Linked DNA regions of Mus musculus: all the other regions are linked to region 1. A link is a loop called in an ENCODE intact Hi-C map of the cell type or tissue named here. Cell type or tissue: heart. All regions are shown on one strand. Region 1 holds the start of Aatf (apoptosis antagonizing transcription factor). Region 2 holds the start of Mrm1 (mitochondrial rRNA methyltransferase 1). Region 3 holds the start of Tada2a (transcriptional adaptor 2A).

Region 1 (8,000 bases):
CTGAAGAAAAAAGTCAAAGAGACCCCATCTCAGGATCAGGAAGTCTTTCTGGGCTGGGCACTGAAGAAGGACAAGAACACCAGTTTCTAAGCAGCATACTTTATGACTTTCTCGTGGCATACAAACGTTCTTCATGCTACGAAATAAAGTCTCTGTCTTGGATGGAAATACTTGCTATGAAAGAGGAAACTCTGGCAACATGAGAGAATACTCTCCTGTCCGGTCTCCCACAAGGACTAGTGCAGAACCTGATAAGCAGCTATAGGAACTAGGATGCAGGCCTCTGGTTAATCGAGGCAGGTCAAACTGGAAGGACACTGGAGAAACAGAACAACTACATCTAAAGAGCAGACTAATGCAGAAACTCGGAAAAGCAAGCAAGTAACAAAAGCAAACACACACCTATCTGATTCTTCACAGCTCTTCCTTTTTCCACTTCCTCAGAAACTTTGACACTGGAGAAGGCTGCCACCACACCATCATCTTCACTGTTCCTGTCTTCTTCTCTGTCTTCCTCATCCTCACCTTCTAAGTCCTCCTCAACATCTTCTGAGAACTCTTCCAGGCCCAGGCCCTCTGAATCCCCATCTTCAGATCCTCCCTCATCAGATATTTTGTTGTCTAAATCATGAGGAAAAAAAAAATGGGGGAAAGGAGTTACCTAGAGAAAAATATCAGGCCACATCTTTCATTCCAGTTAATCTGTGGGAGCTTATATGACAGAACAATCATGTTATTGTGCTCTATTCAACTGCACAAACTTCCTACGTTTCTATCATCTCTAAAATGCTAAAGGAAAACAAACAAAGCATGAGTCCTGGTAGCCTGAAACACACTATGTAGACAAAGCCTGATAAGCTCCTCCAACTATATCAAGGACTGGATCATACATATCATAACCTGAATGACAGATCCTTGGATATTATCAGTAGATTCTCAACATAGCTCCACTGACCTCCCTAAAACAAATTGCATCCTCTCGATATCCATATCTAGAGACTTCTTCCACCTTGAGAAATGTACTACTGCTTAAAACTATAAGCTAGGGGGCTGGAGAGATGGCTCAGCGGTTAAGAACACTGACTGCTCTTCTGAAGGTCATGAGTTCAATTCCCAGCAACCATATGGTGGCTCACAACCATCCGTAACAAGATCTGGCGCCTTTTCTGGAGTGTCTGAGGACAGCTACAGTGTACTTACATATAATAAATAAATAAATCTTAAAAAAAAAAAAAAGTCACACTGTTTAAAAAAAAAAAAAAAAAAAAAACTATAAGCTAATTCTTTCTCGGGAAAGATTGGAAGCATTATGTTATCATTTACAATGACAAAAGGCCAGTTTCACGAGTAACTAATACACAGGAAATCAATAAAAGACCTGAAAAACAAAAAGAGTCAAAATATAAAACGCACCATGGGCATGTGAACTTTTTTAACCACACAGCTCTGTCAATACCCATTATGCTCTGCCCAGTTTCCCCCTCATTTCAGGGTGAGCCACTAACCTGAACTTGGTAACCTCGAGTGTTAGGTTTCTGTTTGTCTGTTTGTTTTTTAAGACAGGGTCTCAGGTGTAGCACATGCTAGTGCAGAACTTACTGTGTAGCTCAGGCTGGCCTTGAACTCCTGATTCCCCTGCTTCAGTCTCTCCTAATTCTGAGATAAAAGAACTATCCTCGCCCTCACCTTCTAAGTCTTCGTCAACATCTTCTGAGATCTCCTCCAGGCCCAGGCCCTCTGAATCCCCATCTTCAGATCCTCCCTCATCAGATGCTTCGTTATCTAAATTATAAGGGGAAAAAAGGGGAAAGGAGTTACCTAGAGAAAAATACCAGGCCACATCTTTCATTCCAGTTAATCTGTGGGAGCTTATATGACAGAACAAACATGTTATTGTGCTCTATTCAACTGCACGAACTCACTACGTTTCTATCATCTCTAAAACGCTAACAGGAAACAAAGCCTAACTGGGCTTTAGCATCCTTTTTTTTTTTAAAGAATTATTTATTTATTTTATGTTTATGTAGCTGTCTCCACACACACCGGAATAGGGCATCGGATCCCATTACAGATGGTTATGAGCCACCATGTGGTTGCTGGGAATCAAACTCAGGACCTCTGGAAGAGCAGTCAGTGCTCTTAACCACGGAGCCATCTCTCCAGCCCTTTAGCATCCTTTTTAAAGTAACATGCTGACCTCTAAGGCCCTTCCAAGTACCAATTCAATGGTCTCTCCTAAATTAAGTGGAGACCCACAGACTTCCAGAAAGAATCCAGAAACAAAACAGTTTAACCATACAGAACTAAGCCAAGAGAAGAGTTTGGGGTGAAAATGTCTACTCACCAGATGAACTTGGCAGAGCCTGCTCCCAATGGTCTTCTTTCCAAGCTTTCCTAGAAGTGGTCTTGCCAGAATACCTTTTGTCGGTGTCCAAGAGGGAGACTGGTGCCAACTTTCTAATGCTACTCACTGCCAGATCATCTTTCTCCTCTTCCCCTTCATCAAACCTGTCAATCACTCTGGCTCTAGTGGCTGTTGGGGAGGGAGAAAAATAGAATCTTAGGTTAGAAAAATACTTTAACAGGAACCCACTTAAGCCATTTCAACCCCACACCCCACCTTCCTGTACTAGGTGAGTACTCTTAGTACTGGGCTCCACCCCAGCCCTTGATTCATTGTGTCCTCTATAACATAACATAACTAACTTACAGGAATAGGGAGTTGACTTCTGGTTTCTAAGGAGACTGCTGTCATATTGCTATCTATTTCTAAACAGAGAGCTAACTCCCTGCAACTACTAGGAGACATGTTTTTATGCCTTGGAACTTATAAATCTAGGAACGTATAAATCTGATTCTTCCTTGCTTTTCCATGGTGTTTTTTATTGTTTTTCTTTTTCAGAGGTTCTGAAAATTAAATCCAGTGCATCAAGTGTTATCGGCTACATGCCCAGGGTCCTTAATTCTTCCTCAATATGTGACAGTCATTGGGTGCTATAGACACTCATGACACCCCTCCAGTTGTCTTTCTCACACCTCCCTGACCCAAGTCTAAAGCACAATTACTCCCAGCCGGTCTCAGAACAGGTTTATGAAGAATCAGTCTGTCATCAGAATGTGGACAAATGGCTTAAGGCCTAAATAAACATGGCTAAACAGCATCGGGTAATCATTTTCATTCTCATGAAGATTTTAGAAGCAGTCAGTTTCAAACACACAAAAACCTGAAACTCATCAGGCTTCTTTCTCCTTTCGAAGGTAATACCAAGAAAAGTGGCATCCTAAACTGCTGCCAGCCGGCTGCCTGCAACTCCCCGCCAGGGTCCTGATGTCCCGCCCACCCCCAGAGTCTAGAATGCTGGATTACTGCTCACGCCACCCTCCCAAGAGACAATTTTCCCCCAGCGAAAAGGGAAGGCGAGCAGGTCCAAGCACCAGCGGCCCTTGAAGTCGGAGCCACTGCTCTGCACGTGGTTAGCCCCAGTCAGGCCTCACCCTCCTCCGGGTCGGCCTCAGGATCCGCCTCACGCGGTCTCGGATTCAGCAACTGTTCCAGCTGCAGAGCCAAGGGCTGCGGCGCCGCCATGGTCACCAGGTCACTGCCGGCGCTGCGCTCGTGAACCTGCACTGCAGCCCGAGCCCCCCGGCCCGACACTCGCAGCAGTGGCGCTACGGCCCAGACTCTACTTGGCAACTCAAGGCGGAGACCTCGCGGAGGCGGCGTTTAGAATCCCAGTAGGCAACTTCCGGGAGGCGCGCGCGCGCCGGAGGGGCGGGGCGTCGCGTCACCACTGGGCTGCTAAGCTGAGACGCAGGCGCCCGAAACCGTGGCAGGGTTGCGAGCCGCCCGAACGCGCGTGCGCCGGAGGCCCCTCGGACGCGCGGCGCGGGAGCGCGCCGGAGCACGTGACCGCTTGGAGCGAGAAAGGTTGATTGTGCTCTGAGCTGCCAGGGTCCCCTAAGCACGAAATAACGCCTCGAGCTTTGTGCGAGCTTGGTTTAGGAATTAAGCGTAAAGTAGCTGTGGCTGCTGGTGGCTGGCTGGTTTGTGAAAGGGAGTGAAGGATAAGCCTCTCAAACCTCAGGTACACACTCGAGCAAGCACAGACCCGGGACTCAAAACGGGGCTTTTCTCAGGGTAGAGGAGCCTGCGGCCAGGCACACAGCTTCGGGCCAGGATCTGAGAGGCCTGCGTGTGTTAAGTGTGCGGCGAGGTGCGATCTTTATTGATAGAAATAATTAGGAATCGCGATGGTTGTACCACAAATCAAGATTGTTTCTGTAGCTTCTTGTACCCTCTTGCCTGGGCAATCACAGGGAGGGGCAGGGGGGTAGAATTACTCTACTACAGAAGCGTTGATATTAACAGCTTTTCTGTTCAAAGATGGAGTGACTCAGTCAGACCCCCGAAACTAGTGAAGATGGGAGAAGAGAAACCCTTCACTCAGTTCTGGTATTAGATGGCCAGACTCAAAATACACAAAGACCTTAATGTGATAAATGTAATTGCACCCAGGCCCATGAAGCTATGCCATCACTTTGCATTCGTTTTTCTTTTCATGGAGCATCCCTTGACGCCCACTACTGTGGCAAGCACTGCTAGATGAAATATAGGATGTGTAAGTTAGACTCTCTCTCCACACAGTGACCAGTCTAGAAGGGCAGGAAACATGAACTGCACCGAGGAATGACAAATTTGAGTGTAAAGTGGTCTGTCTATACTGATCTGTTGGAGGTCTTCCTCCATGGAGACCTAGAATCTACTATAACAGGAAAGCTGCCTCAGAAGAATCCAGAAAAAAAAAAAAAAGAAAAAACGACTTGAATAATAGACACTGTGTCCATGCCTGTTTGTATGTTAAGACAGTCTCTTGCCTCCTACACATCATGTAATTGAAGATGACCCTGAATTTCTTGACCCTCCTGTCTCCACTGGGATTAGAGACATGTGCCTGCCACTACACCCTGTTTATTTAGAGCTAGGGGCTGAACCCAGAGTGTTCTGTACACTAAGCAGGAGCTCTTCCAGTTCTAAGTCCCCAGGCCAGTGCCATTTTTTAAGTATACTCCAGGCCAGCTGGATCCCAAAGCCAGCAACGTAGGCAACTGGTAGCTCCCCAGTAGAATCCACTGGAAGACAATTCAGACACCCTCAGATTCAGGTAGATTTCCGAATTTAAGAAATTTAAGAGATTTCTACTTTCTTGTGGCATGTCTCATGTTCCTGTCCTAACTGGTCCTTGAGTGAAGATGACCAAGCCTAGACAATAGAAAAAAAAAAAGCAACTGTTTTAGGGTAAAGCCTTTCAGACGTGGAGAGCCAAAGAATGTCAGACTAGGCGAAGACTCAGGCGAAGAAAATTGCTGTATGGCTGAGAGTAGTTTAGAGAGCTTGTTCTTTAAGGTCCTCTCCGCTGCGCTTGCAGTCGAGTCTGTGTTAGAGCCTCCATAGCAAAACATGTTCTCTATGAGGTGCAGTAGCCTTGGGCACAGAGAACAAAAATGTTCTCCTACCCCACACTTAGTAAATTCTATTCTCCTAGATCCTCCTCCCTCATTATTTCAGGTGCTTAGAAACCTGCCCTTTAAGGTGAGGAGAACAGGGTGGAAAGAGAAAAGGAAGCAGGGCAGAGCCCACCTTGAAGCTGTTGTGCATACAGGACACTGTTGGCCTGTGTGAGGCAGATCTGAGCAAACAGTGTAAGGTACAGGTGCCCCGAGCCTGCTTACCAATGCTCCCTCTCCTGTCTGCTCCTGACTTGGGAACCCATTTTTTTTTTTTAGGAAGTAGTCACATATACCCCAACCACCACCCTCCCAATTGCTTTCCTACCCCAGGAATCTTCTTCCTGGAAGGGAGGACAGAGGAAGAATGGTAGAGCTTAAGATGCAATTAAGGGAAGTGAAGACATGAGCGAGGGAGAGACCACTCAAAGCTCAGGAGCTCCTTCTTTCTTGAATGGCAGGTAAAGGACTCCAGCGGGGAGTGCTACTGGACTTGGAGGGCCAGTAAAGGGCAGTGGAGCTTCCGGAAGAAGTTTCAACCTCTTAAGTGTAGGATGGTGAACAGATGGGCTGTGCAGAAAGGGGCTTAAAAGTGAGCAATCTGCCCTGCGGAGAAAAGACAGGGGTTTGGGGTTCACCTCCCTCTTATCTGCTCCCTGAACTGCGAAGTGGCAGGAATAGCCATGGGTGGGCAGAGGTGACTAAATTGGACACCTCCCTCCGATGGCCAGAAACAGCTAGTTTAGAGAAACCAGGTTCTGACCTGTCTGTCTTCCTAAACAGCATCAACCTCAGGCCCATCCCCGTTGTTGACAGGACCTGTCCTGGGTCTGCACTAATTTGCCTGCCTTCTTGCAATGGCCATACATCAAAACAAGCTGCTAAGGGGATAAGTTGAGTCTGTGAGCTTTGAGATTCTCAGCTTAGATGGCAGCTCTCTGAGGCTGGAATCCTGACTGCAAGTGCTTTAGAGGCACAGAGGTAGAGGTTTTAAGATAGCTTGGGGACAGAAAAGTGCTTGCCAAATTCTGCTATGGGGAGACTGCCCTCCCAGATAGCAGGGGTCGACAGAGGACCAAAAGACACTTCCTGTCATTCTCTCTCTCTCTCTCTCCCAGGGGCTCCGCGTGGGAAAGGTTCGTGTGGGAAAGGTTTGCTGGGCCAGAGGTGCGAAGCAGAGGTGAATGCGACCCAACCCCTGCTATCTGTTTACCTGTCCCGGTATTCGCTGGGTTTCACAATGACCCGCAGAGGGAAAAGACCGAGCCACCACCTCGGAGTTAGAATTGAATCTACACCGCCTGCCCAATTCTTAAAGCGGTTCTTATCAAATACTCCAATAGCACAATAAAGCTGCTAAATAATTCAGCACCCTTGATAGGAAAATGCCACTTCCCGAGATGAGCATAGGTTCAGCTAAATGAATGCCTTTAAGTGGGAGGGTTCCAGGGTTGGTGGCTGTAATGAGTGTGGGTTCTGATTTAATGTATATAAATGCTAAAAGAAAAAAACCACAGAGACCATTATTGCATATTAAGAAAATGCGCTGTTTGCCACGGTTAGGCTAGGAGTTTCCAAAGTCTCCCTTATATTTCATAAATTTTTGTTTCTGAAAGAACACTGCCAGATCCCTCCCTGGTTGTCGTTAGTTAGATAAGCCATCATAGGAGGGCAATGAAATATAGCTTACTCTAAAGCCATCTCTACGGGAAAGATAAACTTGGCTGTGTCTTAACAAAAATGCAAACAGCGCTAGAAATTGCACACAATTTAATGCAAAATGCTTGATTTTTTTAAAAAATAAAATAAAATAAGGAATAATCCAGGCTGAAATCTAGCCGCTATGATAAAGAACCCTTGGGACCCTGATATTAAAACTCTAACACTCACACATTATTTTCACAGAAGAAAACACTCACATGTCTTCCATTTCTAATGACAGTTTGGGTGGGAGCTAACTATTCTCAGGCCCTCTCTATTGCAACTTGATTTCTCTATTGGTCATTTTTGTTCCTCTTCTGCAGAAACTTAATATGTATCTTATGCCAGGCAAAATCGTTTCCCTTCTGGGGAACTTCAAACGTAGCAAATACTATAAAAATAACAATTTCATATCAGTTCTGTGAAAAGGATTAAAGGATCTCATTTCTAGTTATATTTTATATTCATTTTCGGGTTATCTTTCAACCCACCAAATTAGAAAGCAGGATTATCTATGGAAAATGAATTGAAGCTGTAAAAGACTAGTCTAACTGTATTTACAAGTATCTGACATCCACAAGCTTGGCTTTGCCAGTATAGGGAGGAGCTGGGGTGTGTTGTGTTTGGGCTCTCTCCCCTAATCACAGACCCGCACCACTCAGTTGCAGGGTGTTTTTGGTTTTTTTTTTTTTAAGCCATGGATTTGATTCCTATTTCCAATTCTATATTAACTTATCAGCAAACATCTCTTCAACTGTATCAGTTAAGCCCAGAGAATGCAAATCTGTATTTAA
Region 2 (8,000 bases), 300 kb after region 1:
GTTACAACACAGGCAGGGCACGCTTGCTTTACACACACAAGGGAAGCACAGAGCGGGAAGCTTGTTCAGGTTAAATCAATCAGAAAACGGGAGGGGAGGGGAGGGGAGGGGAGGGAAGGGGAGGGGAGGGAAGGGGAGGGGAGGGGTAGACTCACCTGTGGCCACAGATACATTCAAGGACTCAAGACCAGGAGGCAGGTGGCGTCTGGGCAGAATAGTAAGGAGCAGCTGGCAGGAGGCAAAAACCTCCTGGGACAGACCAGAGCCCTCACTGCCTGCAGAACACGAGACAGTATTAGCCAGATGTCCACATGCAAATGATGTCCACATGCAGATGACATCAGCAAATATAAAAGCAGGTATACCCTACCTACCCAGCACCAGGAGGGTAGGCCGGTCCCAGACGAACTCTAAGCAGCTAGTGATGGGGACCTTGGAGGACTGGGAGATCTCAGGACCTGGGCAGCCCACTGTGCCCACCACGAGCCACCCCTGCTGGGCCTTGGCCTAGAAGAGGAAAGAAAATGCCATGTGCTGGTGCACCGAATCTTCATCAGAGCTACACGGTCAAGGACAGGTCCAGCCTTGCACACGCACATTCACTGAGAAATGTCTTCAACTTAGGAAGTCAGCCAGGACCTCTACCTGGTCTGGATTTGCTCTGGGCACTAAGGTCAAGAACATACAGACTAAAATCCCAGCTGTGGGACACAGTGATGGTAGAAGTCCCCTTTGAAGCGATGGCAAAAAGACGGGTCTGAAGATAACTAACGAGTAAGTTCTCATAGACAGTGGGAGAAGGTTACAGACTTCCAGGAAGATCTGCAAGTATGGAGGCACGAAGACCCCACCCACCTGTCATACCTAAAGACTATTAAGTTGGCCAGTGGCAGGACAATGATCACATAGGGTTAGGTCTCAAGGGTCACTGGAAACATAGGGCTTTTATACTAATAAAAAAAGCTTTGAACAGTTGTCTTAGTTTTTAAGATATGAGCTCATGAGCTGGAGAGATGGCTCAGTGGTTTAGAGCACTAACTGCTCTTTCAGAGGTCCTGAATTCAATTTCAAGCAACCACACCATGGCTCACAACCATCTGTAATGGGATCTGATGCTCGCTTCTGGGGTGTCTGAAGAGAGTGACAGTGTACTCATATACATCATATATATATATATCTCCCAGGCTGGCCTGAACCCATGGTGATCTTCCTGTCTTAAGTTTCTCAATCAAGTACTGGGATTACAAGTATGAACCACAGACCTAGTGCTTTGAAAGGTTATGAGCCAAGTGACGCAGTGTGACTCGGGCCTCAGCAGAATCATTATGCCTGCCATGCTGAGGCCCAAGCCCCAGTCCAGGGAGCTGGGGACTCCGACAAGGGTAGCAGAGGAAACAGTGAGAAATGGGGATGGTGTGACAGTAACTCCAAGGACAAGGATCTGGGGACATAGCTGTGGGATCAAGAAGTCAGAGGTAATGTCTGGGCTGGACAACTGAGCTGGGCAGGTCCTAGAAAAACAGATAGCCATGGTCAGACCTGGAAACAAGGAGTCTGAAATGCCCACTGTGGGAGCGGAGGGAGAGAGCTGTGTAGCAGAGGAGTGGAGTAATCTGGAACTGGGGAATGGAAAGTCAGGAGTACCCTTTTTCTTTTTCTCTCTGCCCTTTCCCCCCTCCCCTTTCCCCATGGCCACTTCCCTGGCCTTGGTCCTTGGGGACAGTGAACTCAAAATAAACCTGCCTTTAATTTAAAAAAAAAAAAAGAAGAAGAAGAAGAAAGAAAGTCAGGAGTTTAAATGTGACAGTGATGGGGGAGGTGGTGGTGGCGGCACACAACTTTAATCCCGGCACTTGGAAGGCAGGCAGGTTCCTGTGAGTTCAAGGCCAGGCTGATCTACAGAGTGAGTTTCAGGACAGCCAAGGATACACAAAGAAACCCCATCTCTAAATAAATATATAAATAAATAAATAAATAGATAATGGCAAGAAAGAACCAACTCCAGAGAGTTGTTCTCTGACCTCTACATGCACACACACTGTAGCACACATACCCAACACACACACACACACACATATATGTATATATATGAACTTGAGACACTGAAACAGGAGGATTGTGAATCATGAATCTGAGGTTGGCTACATAGCCGATCCTTTTCTCAAAAAGCCAATACAAGGGAATAAATGAAGCTAGGCAACTAGATTAGGGGGGAAAAATTAAGCCAATTTACACAAAAGAGATCCAAGGCCTGAGACTTGGAACATGACAGTGTTTGGAGGTCATGGGATCAAAGAGAATTCACTGGAGATGCCTACAGGAGAGTGCAGAGGCAAAGGGACGGCCAGGGGGAGTGGGTGAGGCTGTGACTCACGGACAATGTGTCTGCCTAGTGTAAGCTGAGTTTGATTGCTGAAAAAAAAGGTGATTAAAAACAAAACAAGACAAAATCAGAATGACCATATGTGCTAGATGCTGTAGACCTGTCAAGTACCTGAGAACTAAGAATGGACCTTTGAAGCAACATGAAGGATACTGTGACTGTCCGGGGCTTTGATGGGGTACGAAGGGAAGGTTCTGATTAACATGAGGTCAGATGAACACAGAAGACTCTTGGCATGCTGCAGTGGGGCTGGTATCGATGGAGCAGGCTTTGGTAGGCAGTGGGTGGGGCACAGGGCTGGCTGCTGCCTCCAGCTCTTCCCCAGTAACCAGGGGAAACAATTCTGTGGCCCAATGCTGGCAGGGAGTGTGGGGTGTGAGGAGAGAACTCCACTTCCCACCAGTCTCGGACAGTTCCTCAGAAGGGGGGCTGCCTGTGAGATGAAGCCAGACATGCTTCTAGACATGTGCTGGTCAATATGAAAATCTCAGAGCACACCAAGCCACTTCCTACAGATTTTAACTTTGTCTTCTTGTTTTGTTTTGTTTTTTACATGAGAGTTAAACTGCATGTAAGTGTACACACCACATGTGATCGATGCCTAGGGAGGCCAGAAGAGGGCACCAGATCCCTTGGAACTGGAGTCATAGATGGCAGTGAGCCACCACGTGGGTGCTGGGAATCCTCTGAGAGAGCAGTCGGTGCTCTTAACTGTTCCACCATTTCTCCAGCCCTACTACACGTGACTATTAAGGATTGAAATATGGCTATTCCAAATTGAGATGTATTATGTATAAGCATTTTAAAACGGGATTTAAGCCGGGCATGATGGCACACAACTTAAGGAGGTTAACACAGGAGGATTTCTGAGGGATCTGAGGCCAGCCTGGGCCACACAATAACCTGTCTCATTTTTTTTTTCACTAATATTTAAAATGTATGTTTTAATGATAATACTTGTGGTATATTGGATACAATCATGTTTCTTTTTAGTTTTCTAGATTTGTTGTTGTCTTGTTTTGTTAAGACTGGGTAGCCCAGACTGGACTTGAAATAAACGATCTTCCTGTGTCCACCTCTTAAAAGCTGGAATTATAGATATGTGTCATCACGCCTGCATGGTTACTGGAAAAATCTGAAATTAGACATATGGCTTGAATATAAGTTTATCAGGCAGCTTTCTTCAGCCTCTTTTCAAGGTTATTTTCTCACTGAGGGATGAGGGTGGGGACAGGGGAAGGATAGAGGGTGGAGGGACTGCCAAATGCGGGGCAATGCTGCCCCCTAGAGTCTAGCTAGGAAACACACAGCTAAAGAACACTAAAGCTCGCCCCTTGGAAAGCCTTGTTTAAATCGCTTTGAAGTTGAGCTTCCGGGTACCCACGACTCCAGTCCACCAGCTCCCTGGAGTACTGCTGAAGTCCCACGGTTGTCAGACATTGACTTGCCGACACAGGTGGCCATGGCGTGTAGTAAATGAGACGAGGAAATCCCTAACTTCAGACGATGCTCTATTTAAAAGGCCCTGGGATCTTTCCTGGTGGGACTTAGAAGGTCGTAGGAATCAATGCCACCACGTCCCTTCTCTTCCTCCTCCCCCAATCCACTGCGTTGGAGATAGCTTTAACATCCCTAACTAGAGTCATCGCCTCCGCCTCTTCTTCCCCTCTCGCCCCATTTTACCTGCAAAAAACCGGGCAGGTCAGGAGTGGCGAACACGTCCATCACCTCCATAGCCCCAGCGCTGGCCTTGCTGACTACTGGAGTAAGCGGACAGCTGCAAAGGATCCCCACGATCCGTGTTAAAACCAGAAAATCTCTAGCCCCGCGCCCTACACACCCCGGGGCTCCCCGCCCAGTGCTTAGGAGCTTGGCTCCGCCTCCAGATTGGGCGTAAACTGAATTAAGGGACGTCCGTGCCTGTTTCTCTGGCTGGTGATGACTCTGTCTACGCCGAGGAAGTGAGCGGAGCGCATCACAGCCCCAAGATTGCGGGGATCCTGGAGCCCCTCAAGGACGAGCCACAGCTGCTGAGGGTCGTCGCCTGAGCTCGTGTCTGCCGCCTCATCGCAAGGCCGGGGTCGCAGCGGGCTCACCTCCATGCACACGCCCTGGTGCACTTGGTAGCCGCACAAGGCATCCAGTTTCTGACGCCTGGGCCTCAAGACAGGGATGCCCCGAGCCTCGGCCACCCGGAGCAGCTCGGCTCGCTCCCCCTGCAGCCCAGCCTTACCGGCCTGGAGCAGGAGCCGGGCCACGCGCCGACGGGCAGCCCGCAAGGCCAGGAGGCATGGGGACAAGCCAAATAGACGTTCCAGCCGCTGGGCCGGCGCCAGGTCATCCAGAAGCAAGCGACTCAGCTCCTCCCCGCCAGGCCGTTCCCCGCGCCGAGCCACCGAGGAGAAATGGCGGGCAATCAGGCGACTGAAGCACCCGACCGTCCAGAGTCGCCGCATTGCTCCAGCAGCGCCCGAGACTCCACTGACAGACAGCTGGGGAGGACCCGTTGACCTCCCACACTTCGTCCCCTCACAAGGACTGCCCACAACCTGACCCTCGAGCCAAGACAGTCACCTCCCAGCCTCCCACGTGGGTCCCCAGCTTCCGGGTTCTGGAGGCCCAGCCCCCTGTCCGATGACGCACATGTGCGCTTGGCGGCAACCACGTCTCCACTGCACCCCCTACAGGAGTGAGTCGCACTGCCTCCGCTGACGCAGGCGAGCCTAGAGGCTGTGCTGGTGCTGAGCTAACCTTGGACTGCTCCCGGGTGAAGGAAGAAGTTAGAAGGCGTTCACCTGCTCGTCCTCAAAGACCACCGCATGTCAGTGGTTTGGCCATCTGTTCAATCCTCAGTCTTGGAGCCATCCTACATCCTGGCACAATGTCATAGTTGGGACTTTCTCCCAGAAGCATATCCTGTCAGACCCTCAGCACCAGCCAGCAGAACCCCTAGAATATTTCCCATCTCCCGAAAGCCCCAACGAGCCTACGGTATTTCTGCTGACAAGCAGCCGATGCCCTTGGCCCATGGTAATTCTACGACTTCCTTGCTCACTGCCCAGACTGGCTCTTTTCAGCCTAGTCTTTTAAAATATCTTTTTAAACCTTTTCCCTTTTCCTAATGATTCCTTTTTTTTTTTAATGTGCATTGTTGTTTTGCCTGCATGTACATCTATGAAGGTGTTGGATCCCCAAGAACTGAAGTTACAGTTGTGGGTGCTGGGAATTGTACCAGGGTTCTCTGGAAGAGCAGCCAGTGCTCTTAACATTTGAGCCATTTCTCCAGCCCCCACCCCCTCTTTTTTAAAATCAATGTCTCACTAAGCAGCCCTCATGGATGGCCTGAAACTCGTTGTGTAGCCCAGGCTGGCCTCAAATCCACAGAGGTCTCCCTGCTTCTGCTTCTCAAATGTTGGGATTAAAGGTGTGCAATAGTATTAGTATACCTGGCTCCAACTTATTTTTCAAAATTCTTTCACATGTGCGGGCATATTGTTTGTCCGTGTGGCTGTGCACCACATGTGTGCCTGGTGGCCCAGCGAGAGAGAGGAGGATGTAGGACTCCCTGGGACTGGAATCAACATGGGTCCTCTAGAGCAGCAGTGGATGTACTTAATTATGTATTTTGGGGACATTTGTATCCTTGGCTCCTATGGCTGGCCTGGAACTAACCATCTCCTGTGCCCACTCCAGAAGTGATGTTCCGAATCTACCCACCTTCCTAGCTACCTGGAAGGAATTCTGAGACACCAACCACACTGATCACCAGGAAGGGGGGAAAAAACTGAAAGATACTTCTGAAGGTAGAGTAGGTTGTAATCTCTCTCTTTAATTGTTACAGTGAAATGTAGTAGGAGACAGACCCTGATACTCTGTAGCCGTGGTAAGGACCCCAGGGTGAGGGCCAAAACTTGGCTGGAGAGCTGGGGGGGGGGGAGGCAGGAGGGTTGGGAAGGGAACCTGGAACCCTGGACAACCACACAGGTAAAAGATGAGGTCTCTGCTGCTCCAACCCTAAGGGGTGGGGGGTAGGGTGTAAGAGGATAGAGCAATGCCCCTTCTAGGTACATCCCTTTCCTAGGTCAAAAGGAAGAGGCACAGGAGAGCAAAGGTTACGGAGCCCCAAGAGGACTCAGAAGAAGTTAGATAGAACAGTCGAGATTCTGTCTTCTCTTCCCGGCCCAGTTTTTCACATTTGTAATGGGAATAGTCTGACAAGCTGTCTATCCCTTAGTGGGGTGGACATAGAAAGTAAGCTGCAGAGTCCAGAAATCAACACCTAAAATCCAGAGGCAGGAGGCGAGCCGTGAAGGGTGGAGAAGGTAGGATCTCCCCACAGAACACTAGGTCACCTGCTCTGTGGGCCTCATCTGGATGTCACCAACCTGTGGAGAGCGGAGGGTTTGAGGCAGCCACCTGCTTAGATACTCCCTGCTGGGCACGGTTAAGCTCTTGCTAGTGGGTAGGCAGCCAAGACCATACTTACCTGAACATGTGGGGGTGTGCTAAGAACGTAGATGACAGCCTCAGCCACGTCCTCTGGTCTGAGACACTGAAAGCAGGGGTGGGGGGTTGTTGAGACAAGAGTAGACCTGACCCTGACCTAAGTTCCTTCCCCGCCTCTGAGGGACTCTAACATCCATCTGCATTCCCATCCCAGCCCTCCAGGAGTGACAAGCACAGCAGAGGGTACAGTTTGAGGGAACTTAAGGACTGAGTGGCTTTCATAGGCCCAGAAGGAGACCCACCTTTATGTGTTCATAGGTGGCAGCTGCTTCCCCCGGGTCCTTGTCATGGAGTTTGAAGGCGAACTGTGTCTCTACCAAGCCTGGAGAGATACACTGGGCCAACAGAGGTCCTGCTCAGCCTGGGCTTTATAGGCCTTGAGGAGGTTGAGGGGAAAGGATCAAGGCCACAGGGCTCCTGCTTCACAGTGACATCTGCCTCATGTCCTCAACTATCCTCCTCCTTCCAAAGTCACCACTGAGAGTTCCAACTGGCAACTCTCACAAGACCCTGCACTACGCATGGAGGGAGCCCTTCCTCTATGTTTCATTAATGCTTTATAAAGTGTTCCTTAAAGCATCATTCCATTTCACAGATGTGAAGACTGAGGCTTAGGGAGGTTCAGTGATTTACCCAGAGTCCTGTGGTTTTCTAGGGAAGAGCCAAGAGTGCTGGTATCACAGTCACTGTGTGATTTCCCTTAGTCCCTCTCCCCCTCAAATCGTAAGTCCGGCCCTTGGCTTTGAGGTGACAGTCCCTGTAATGAGCAGCAGCGCCCAGGACTTTTTCACTGTTGAGCGCAGAGTCTCTCAGCAAGTCTCCCTGGGCACTCGCAGGCAGGAGGGCTGGGCCCACGCCATTCCCACCAGGGCTAGACCACAGCCTCACCGTGGCCCGGATATGGGTCTGGGCCTCCAGAAGCTCTTGCCTGAGTCCCTCTGTCAGTGCAGTGACGGCATACTTAGTCGCACTATAGAAATGGATCACAGACTGGGGTGGGACTCGGTGGCCACACATGCTGGGTGGAAGAAGGGGAAGGGAGAGAGGAGAGAGTGAAGTTCCACAGGCACGGGCAGTGCTCCCATTATCCTGGTCTGCTGGAAACCTTGTC
Region 3 (8,000 bases), 390 kb before region 1:
CCTATGCGTAAGTAGCTGACTGCTTATGTCATCATGATGTCTCCTACAGCTTTAATGTCCTGCCCCCATCCTTCCACCCCCATATTTTTATCTCAAGATTGAATTCTCTAACTCAATCTATCCCTTTAACTGAAGGCAATCCTTCTGCCTCAGTCTCCCAAGTGTTGGGATTACAAGTATGTGCCATCACTCTAGTAGTAGTAATATCTTTAAAACTTCTTGATACACTTGCTATTTTACTATAAACTATATTGTTTCATTATAAATTACTCCACATATTATGGAATTATTTTTATTTTTGAAATCATGTACCTACTTATTCCATTTTCAACTAATCAGAGACTTAAAAATATAAAATGAATGTAATTTGGTCTAAAAGGTTGAGAAATAATCTAACCAGTTCTCTTCTAGTAGCTCTGTATGCATTTATGACATCTACATTTTGTTACTTTATCAGTATCTTTGATATGCGCGCGCACACACACACACACACACACACACAAAACACTTCACATTCCTCTCTCCACGTATTTTCCTAAAACTCGACTTATTGAGTGCACAAAGGGACTGATCAAGGATTTTGAGGGTTTATTGACTTTGATTACTTTATTTACTCACTTTGTGTATATGTGTAGGCATGAATGTTCCATAGAGTATGTAACTCCCAACCACTGTGGGGGATCTGACACCTCTGCCTGGGCCTCCATGCCCACACTCACTATATCAATACACACATAATTAAAAACAACAAAAATAAATTCAAAATTCAGAAAAAAAAATTTTAAAAGAATATGACTAAATTGGTCAGCTGATAGTGGTGTGTGCCTTTAGTGCCAGAACTTGGAAGGCAGAGATGTGAATTTGAGGCCAGCCTTGTCTACAGAGTGAGTTCCAGGACAGTCAGGGTTACACAGAGAAACCTTGCCCAGAAAACACAAAAACAAAATAACAAAATATGTGGGTAAGTCAATAAAAATACTATAAGTGGGCTGGAGAGAAGGCTTAGAGGTTCAGAGCATATAGTCCTCTTAAAGTCTGGTTCCTACAACAGCCTGTGACATAAGTTTCATGGGGTCTTGACACTTTCTTCTGGCTTCCTCAGACACCTGCACACACATATACATACTTACATCCATACACACACTCGCGTGCGTGCGTGCGTGCACGCACACACACGAAACACACACAAACTATTAAAAACTAAATCTTTGGGGTTGGAGAAATAGCTCAGCAGTTAACAGCGGTGGCTGTTCTTCCAGAGAATCAGGGTCCGATTCCCAACATCCATACGGCAGCTCACACCATCTGTTACTCCCTCTTTTGGCCTCGAAAGGCATCCGTATGCATGTGCAGCAGACATATGAGAAGGCAAAACACTCATACACATAAAATAATAAAAATTTTAAAATGAAATAAAAATAAATCTTACAAGCAAAACTCCTATAAACAGGGTTAGACTGGCTCGGTGCTTGAGAGCGTTTGCCACTCTCACAGAAGACCTGGGTTCTGTTCCCAGGACCCACAAATCTATAACGCCAGTTTCAGGTGACCCCAAATCCTTTTACAGCCTTCACGGGTGCCTGCAAACATGTGATACAAATAAACTCACAGAGACAAACACACAGACACATAAGTAAATCTTTACAAAGCAAAAACATTATACACAAAGTCGAAAAAGCAAGCACATTGGAAGAAAGTATTTGCAAATTCATGGGAGAAAAAAAGTTGAAATTCTTCTTTAATTTTTAATCTTGATTTTTATGTGTACGAGTGTTCTGGTTACCTCAATGTTCATATAGCATGCACATGCAATACTTGTAGAATCCAAGAGGTGTCTGGTCCCCTGGGATTGGAGTTATAAATAATTGTGAGCCCTCATGTAGGTAATGGTGACTGGACTCAGGCTCTCTGGAAGAGCAGTCAGTGATCGTAACCACTGAGCCTCTCTCTAGCAACTGAAATTCTTATTCTATAAAGATATTCCTGAGGCCCCAAGTTTGAGTCACACCATCAAAGGGAGACATAAAACGGAAGAACCACGTGGTTGTTGTGGACCACACTTGTAAATCCTGGGGGAGACCTTCAAGACCTGCCTAAGCTACAGATCAAGTTCTATGCCAACCAGGGCTATACAATAAGACCCTGCCTCAAAAAAGCCAAACAGAACAAAACAAAGCCAGGAACAGTGAGTGGTGCGTTCCTAGAGTCCTAAGTACTGGGACGACGAGGCTGAGAGACTCATTTAAGAATCAGAACTTGGCGGAAAAAAAAAAAAAAATTCTGACCTTGAAACCAGCCTCAGCAGCAAAGTGAGAATTCACCTGGAGAATAAAAAATAAGTAAAACAGAGCTGGGAAGGGAAGGAGACAAAAGGAAGACAAAAATGGTCTTCAACAGGGGGACGACACTAATATGGAACTTCTCACTCCAGGTGAGAACACAGTTCCAAGCCTGAACCTTTGCAGCAATGACTGCGGCAAACAGGGCAGGGAGGAATGCACAACAGCACAGCTCATTTGGAGGGGAATTTAGGAAGAGAGAAATGAAACTACAAATCATTATTATTATTTGTGGGGTTTTTTTGCTTGTTTATTTCTTAGGCAGGATCTCAGTATGTAGGCCAGGCTTGACTGGAACTCATTATGTGGATCAGACTGGTCTTGAACTCACAAAGATCGCCTACCCTATGCCTCCTGAGTGCTGGGATTAAAGGAATGTGGCATGATGACAGGCCCTAACAATTGTTTTAAAGGGTGGGAATAGCAGGGAGGGAGTGGCCTTTAATCCTGGACTTGGGAGGCTGAGGCAGACATGTTACCAAGCAGAAGCCAGCCTGATCTACAGAGAGTTCCAGGACAGCTTCAGTTCCACAGAGAAACCTTGTCTTGAAAGACAAGAGGTGGGAATACTTTCAGTTTACACTTGGAACATTAGTCAGATGAAAATATAGAACTAGATGTGTCCAAGATTCTAACTTTCTGAATATACGGAGGGAAGATGCAGAGTGCCTCTGATACAACGACAGGAACCAAATCCTAACAACATACTTCTGGGTCTTACTAATGAACATCAACTTTATGACTGTGCGTGTGTGTATGTGTCTGTTGTGTGCACTGCCCAATTTTGTGATCTCTAATTTCTTTGAAATCCAATGATGGTACAAGCCTGAAATCCCAGCACTTGATGAATAAGTAGTTTAAGGTCATCCTTAGCTACAAAGCCAGTTCCAGGCCAGCCAGTCTACATGAGACCCTGGGCTCAAAATAAACACGTCTATTTCCTGATCAACCATATGGTGACTGGTTCACTCAGCTTGGCTTTTTTCTAAAGTGATGAAGCTGTGCCACATTCAGTAGGCAAACAACAGACCGGTCTTGCCTGACTTTACTTTTATGTGCTATTCCTAATTCCTTCAGGCATTATCAAAGGCGCTGCTTCCCTGATCAACCTCTACTTTAGGTGGCTATTTATTGTCACTTGAGACTTGTCCCACTGTACTTACTGCTAAAGGAACCCAAACGGTCCATCCTCTAGCTGACTGATGGCTGCTTGATCTCCCTTGATGTAGAGTTTCAAGACTTCAGACGTTGCCAAACAATCCCACGATCCCCTAAGAACAAAGAGAAGATGCACACAGATCAGAAACCAGTCCAAGGTATATTTTGGCAACCCGACACGGCAACTGTGTGGTTGCCAACCACAACACTCAGACCCCCCCCCTCGCTCACAGAATGTGAAGTGCAGCCTCCTTACAGAACCTGGAACTTGCTGGTATGGTGGTATTCACCTTTAATCCTAGTACCCAGGAAGCAAAAGAAAATAGGTCTCTGGTTCAAGACCAGCCTGGTCTACATGAAGAGTTCGGAGCCAGCTACATAGTGAGATCCTGTCTCAAAAAATAAATTGGATTTTATTACTGGAAACTAAGGAATCCTACCCAACATATGCGGATCAGTAACTTACTCCTTCAGACAGGAGGACTTCAATGTCATCCCTGGCTATCTTGGACTGCTTGAAACTCATGGTGGTGCACACCTTTGATCCCAGCACTCAGGAACCACAGACAGCCTACTCTACAGAGTGAGCTCTAGGACAGGCAGGCAGGGCAACATAGAGAGACCCTGTCTTAGAGGGGAAAAAGGAAAGAAAACCCAAGCCAAAACAAAGCAAATACCAATTTGGACAAATAAATGTTAGTTTTATAAAAGGCTAATTCAGCCGGGCAGTGGTGGCACATGCCTTTAATCCCAGCACTTGGGAGGCAGAGGCAAGTGGATTTCTGAGTTCAAGGCCAGCCTGGTCTACAGAGCTAGGACCACACAGAGAAACCCTGTCTCGGGCTGGAGAGATGGTTCAGTGGTTAAGAGCACTGACTGTTCTTCCGAAGGTCCTGAGTTCAAATCCCAGCAACCACATGGTGGCTCACAACCACCCATAATGAGATCTGACGCCCTCTCCTGGTGCATCTGAAGACAGCTACAGTGTACTCACATATAATAAAATAAAATAAATAAATCTTAAAAAAAAAAGAAACCCTGTCTCAGGGGGTGGGGGACAAACAAACAAACAAAACAAAAGGCTAATTCACCTTCATTTCTCCTGAAATAGATTTTTCTTTTTTTTTTTCCTTAAGATTTATTTATTTATTATCTGTAAGTACACTGTAGCTGCCTTCAGACACTCCAGAAGAGGGCGCTTGCTACGGATGGTCGTGAGCCACCACGTGGTTGCTGGGAATTGAACTCAGGACCTTCTGAAGAGCAGTCAGTGGTCTTAACCTCTGAGCCATCTCTCCAGCCCCCCCCCCTTTTGTTTTTAAAGATTTATTTATTTTATTTATATGAGTACATTGTAGCTGTCCTTAGACCCACCAGAAGGCATCAGATCCCATTACAGATGGCTGTGAGCCACCGTGTGGTTGCTGGGATTTGAACTCGGAACCTCTGGAAGCGCAGCCAGTGCTCTTAACCGCTGAGCCATCTCTCCAACCAAAATAGGTTTTTCACGTTGACATTTTTAGCTTGGGGACTGACATACAAAGTATATGCAATGCTTAGATAAGAAGGCTGAGGGTCAAACTTTAGGCTATTTTGGGTAGGGGTGAGTTTTTACTCTATTTCCAAGAAAAATGATCTTTGAAGAACGTTGTGGCTCAGTAGTTCAGTTGTAGGGTGTTTTAGCAAGGATGCTTTATATTCACACTCCAGCATCCATTGAGCAAACAAACCCAGTACTCCAGAGGTACAGACAGTACGATCAGTTCATGGAAACTCTTGGCTACATTAAGTTCAAGGTTAGCCCAAGATACATGAGGCTGACTAAAAAAAAAAATTAATTAAAAAAAAAATTAACAAAGGCATATGTCAGGTACTAAATGTAATCTTAGTACGGGGACTATATCTTGGAATCCTAACAATCTCCTGACATAGGCTGTTTTCCCCAAGAAAATGAAGCGCTAAAGATTGGGGTATTTGCACAATGTTTTTACAGCCTGGTGAACAGCAGGGCTCTATCAAGACCTTTACAGTGGCAAAGATTCTACAGTACGTTCTGACAAACACTTCACATTGCAAAGCACAATGCTGCAGAAAGCAAAATCCTCCTTCCTCTCCTTCCTTAGAAGACCACGCAGTGACACTAACATCCTTGAGAGATGGGCTACATTTAAATTAATTACAAGAGGGATCAGGGAAGGCATGGAGGGGCAGGATCCCATGAGCACAGGGGAGCCGCGGGCTTGGCAGTTGTGCAGTTAACATCCTTAGAGCTGCACGGTCTTGGGCAGGTCACTGTAGCCGGGCCTCGACCGCAAAACAGTGCTAAACACTGGGGCGCGGAGACCCACGTGGGGGTTCGGCGGGTCAGGTGGGCCGGGGCCGTGCTCCACCGCCCAGCCGGGAATACGGAGCTGCGGCACCGCCAGCCGCCGGGGGGAGGGGCTCGGGACTCGCCCGGCCGCGCCAACCTCCCCCGCCGCGTGGCCCCGCCGCGCCAGCCGGCACCTCGTGACCCCGCGTGCCCTCGCTCCCGCCGCTCGGCCCCGCGCCTCACCTCGCCACGTCCCGCACCTCGGCGCCGAAGAGCCCGCCGCTGCGCGCGCTGTGCAGACTCTGCGTGCGCGCCGCGGCCTGCGTGCGCGGCCTCGACTCACGTGCGCGGTCCCGTGCCGCGAGCACGCCGAGGCGGTCCCGCCTCCTCCAGTCTGGCAGCGGGCGGGTCCCGGTGGCGCCGCCCCGGGATGGGGAGCGTGGTACCTGGCTGCTAGTCGGTGGGCTCTGAAGTCTGACCTGCTGTCACTTTCTCCGTCGCCACAAGCGGCCCGGTGGCATGTGCTAAGGCGGCTTCCGCTGTTTCAGTCTAGATTTTTTTCTTAACAGTCCCATTCCAATTCTTTTGCAAGCAAAGAAACTGAGGCTGCCCAGGCTCTGGACTGGAGGATGACGAGCCCCGGGCGCATCATGCCACTCATGGATTACCCGGACTGAATGACTTGAGGGGTGAAGAGGGTCCTTTTTATTCTGATGCTTCTGGGACGTCGAAATTGCCTTCTCTGGAAAGACCCATCCCCTGCCTGGGCTTCAGAGGCCCACATGGAAACGCAGTGATGATGTGGTGGTCCACTCTGATGTCACTCTTGAGGGCTAGGTATGTCCCAACATCTCTTATTACTAATAGTATAGATTCTTATAAGAGCTTCCATTTGTGGAGTCCTTCAATACTGCATGCCAGGCATTGTACAAAGCGGGTTACACATAAGGGTTCGTCTAAAACAACTTTCTGAGGGAGGCACTGTTACTGTCCTCATGGTCCAGCATTGAAATATATAACTTAGGATCACAGTGCTACCAAGTGTTGGGGAAGAGCTCTATTCCAACCCATGGCTTGATCTTAACTATTATGCTGTATATCTATTTAAAAATCTGTTTCATAGATTTGCCCAATTTCTGTTGGAATTCATTTATACGATATCTGCCCGTGTGGCATCTTGATTTGTTTTTTGGTACACAGGTAATATAAGTCTATTGTTAAAATAAAAATAAAATCTGCAGCTGGGTGCAATTAGTGGCTCACATCTGTGATCTCAACACTTGGAGAGTGCAGGACAATTGCTTTGAGATTGAGATCAATCTGGGCTACAGAGTAAGAGATCTGTCTCAAAAAAAAAAAGAGTAGTAAAGAAAAAACATTAAAAATTCACATGTGAAAGTCATCCCCACCACGTTAAATAAACAGTTGATGCTATAGAGTACTTCACATTTACTGACTCTCCAAATCCATTCATTTCACAAAAGCACAACGAACAGCCACTTCCCTGGGTGCTGAGAATTTGGTAGTGAGCGAAGTATATGCTCTTGCACATAAGGTTTGTGTATTTTATATATAAGCAATAAAATATAAGTATGTTGCATATTAATATATAAGTAACAAATATTTTTAAATGCCTCATAATGTGGTTTTATGGGAAATAAATCAGGATCCAGATATAACAGTGATAGATTTTCTTTTAGTCAGGATAGGGAAGAAAGGCTTCCTAGCAGACATAACACACAAGAGGAAATCCAATTATTGAATGAGAAACAGAAGCTTCCAGATTTCTAGAGAGAACCATAGATGAGACTCAGCAGGTACGGTGGCCCTGGTGCGTGGCTTTGATAGGCATGGAGAAGAAGAAGCAAGAAGGTCAGAGTGGCTGGAGCAGATCCAAGTAAAGAGATTTGATGGAAAACAGCCTGGACCCAGGTCCCACATCACTTGGTAAACTTTGGTTGGATTTTTTTATTTCACTGGGATATGATAGAATTCCATGAAGGGTAGACATCAATGTATTTAAGAAAAGAATAGTGGCTCATGCCTGTAATGCCAGCACACAGGAGGTCAGCCTACGCAAAAAATTCCAGTTCAGTCCGGTGCATGTGACCCTGACTCAAAAAATGGATAAATTAAAATGTCCAATGTCTGGAAAAACCAAAAAAATAAAAAATAAAATGTCCAAGAGGGAT

What was found. Peaks named below come from ENCODE experiments on the same cell type or tissue, not always from the same donor. Only the 100,000 strongest peaks of a DNase experiment are listed, where the experiment ranks them.
Region 2: a loop joins it to region 1, with 2.4 times the contacts of the local background. A loop is called at or near these places in 8 of 42 quality-filtered maps.
Region 3: a loop joins it to region 1, with 7 times the contacts of the local background. A loop is called at or near these places in 2 of 42 quality-filtered maps.

The regions. Positions count from the first base shown.
Region 1 is chr11:84,509,797-84,517,796 of GRCm38, forward strand. It overlaps Aatf (apoptosis antagonizing transcription factor), which reads right to left and starts at 3,705. Exons shown (of 13, transcript NM_019816.1): 1 at 3,496-3,705; 2 at 2,345-2,533; 3 at 1,687-1,782; 4 at 403-621. The coding sequence starts at 3,586. In heart, no CTCF peak of the experiment used is centred here; a DNase peak (open chromatin) is centred at 3,805; H3K4me3 peaks cover 1,999 bases; H3K27ac peaks cover 1,699 bases; H3K27me3 peaks cover 2,987 bases.
Region 2 is chr11:84,814,534-84,822,533 of GRCm38, forward strand. It overlaps Mrm1 (mitochondrial rRNA methyltransferase 1), which reads right to left and starts at 4,982. Exons shown (of 5, transcript NM_145433.1): 1 at 4,304-4,982; 2 at 4,067-4,160; 3 at 375-507; 4 at 156-275. The coding sequence starts at 4,839. It overlaps Dhrs11 (dehydrogenase/reductase (SDR family) member 11), which reads right to left. Exons shown (of 7, transcript NM_177564.5): 4 at 7,778-7,907; 5 at 7,132-7,224; 6 at 6,870-6,935; 7 at 6,195-6,768. The coding sequence ends at 6,727. In heart, CTCF peaks have their summits at 2,993 (motif pointing right) and 3,678 (motif pointing left); DNase peaks (open chromatin) are centred at 2,677, 3,818, 4,268, 4,998 and 2 weaker places; H3K4me3 peaks cover 2,217 bases; H3K27ac peaks cover 3,528 bases; H3K27me3 peaks cover 1,398 bases.
Region 3 is chr11:84,123,486-84,131,485 of GRCm38, forward strand. Tada2a (transcriptional adaptor 2A) reads right to left here and starts at 6,083. Exons shown (of 16, transcript NM_172562.3): 1 at 6,052-6,083; 2 at 3,503-3,610. The coding sequence starts at 3,527. It also overlaps a transcript of Acaca not described here. In heart, a CTCF peak has its summit at 4,671 (motif pointing right); a DNase peak (open chromatin) is centred at 5,956; H3K4me3 peaks cover 1,832 bases; H3K27ac peaks cover 1,256 bases.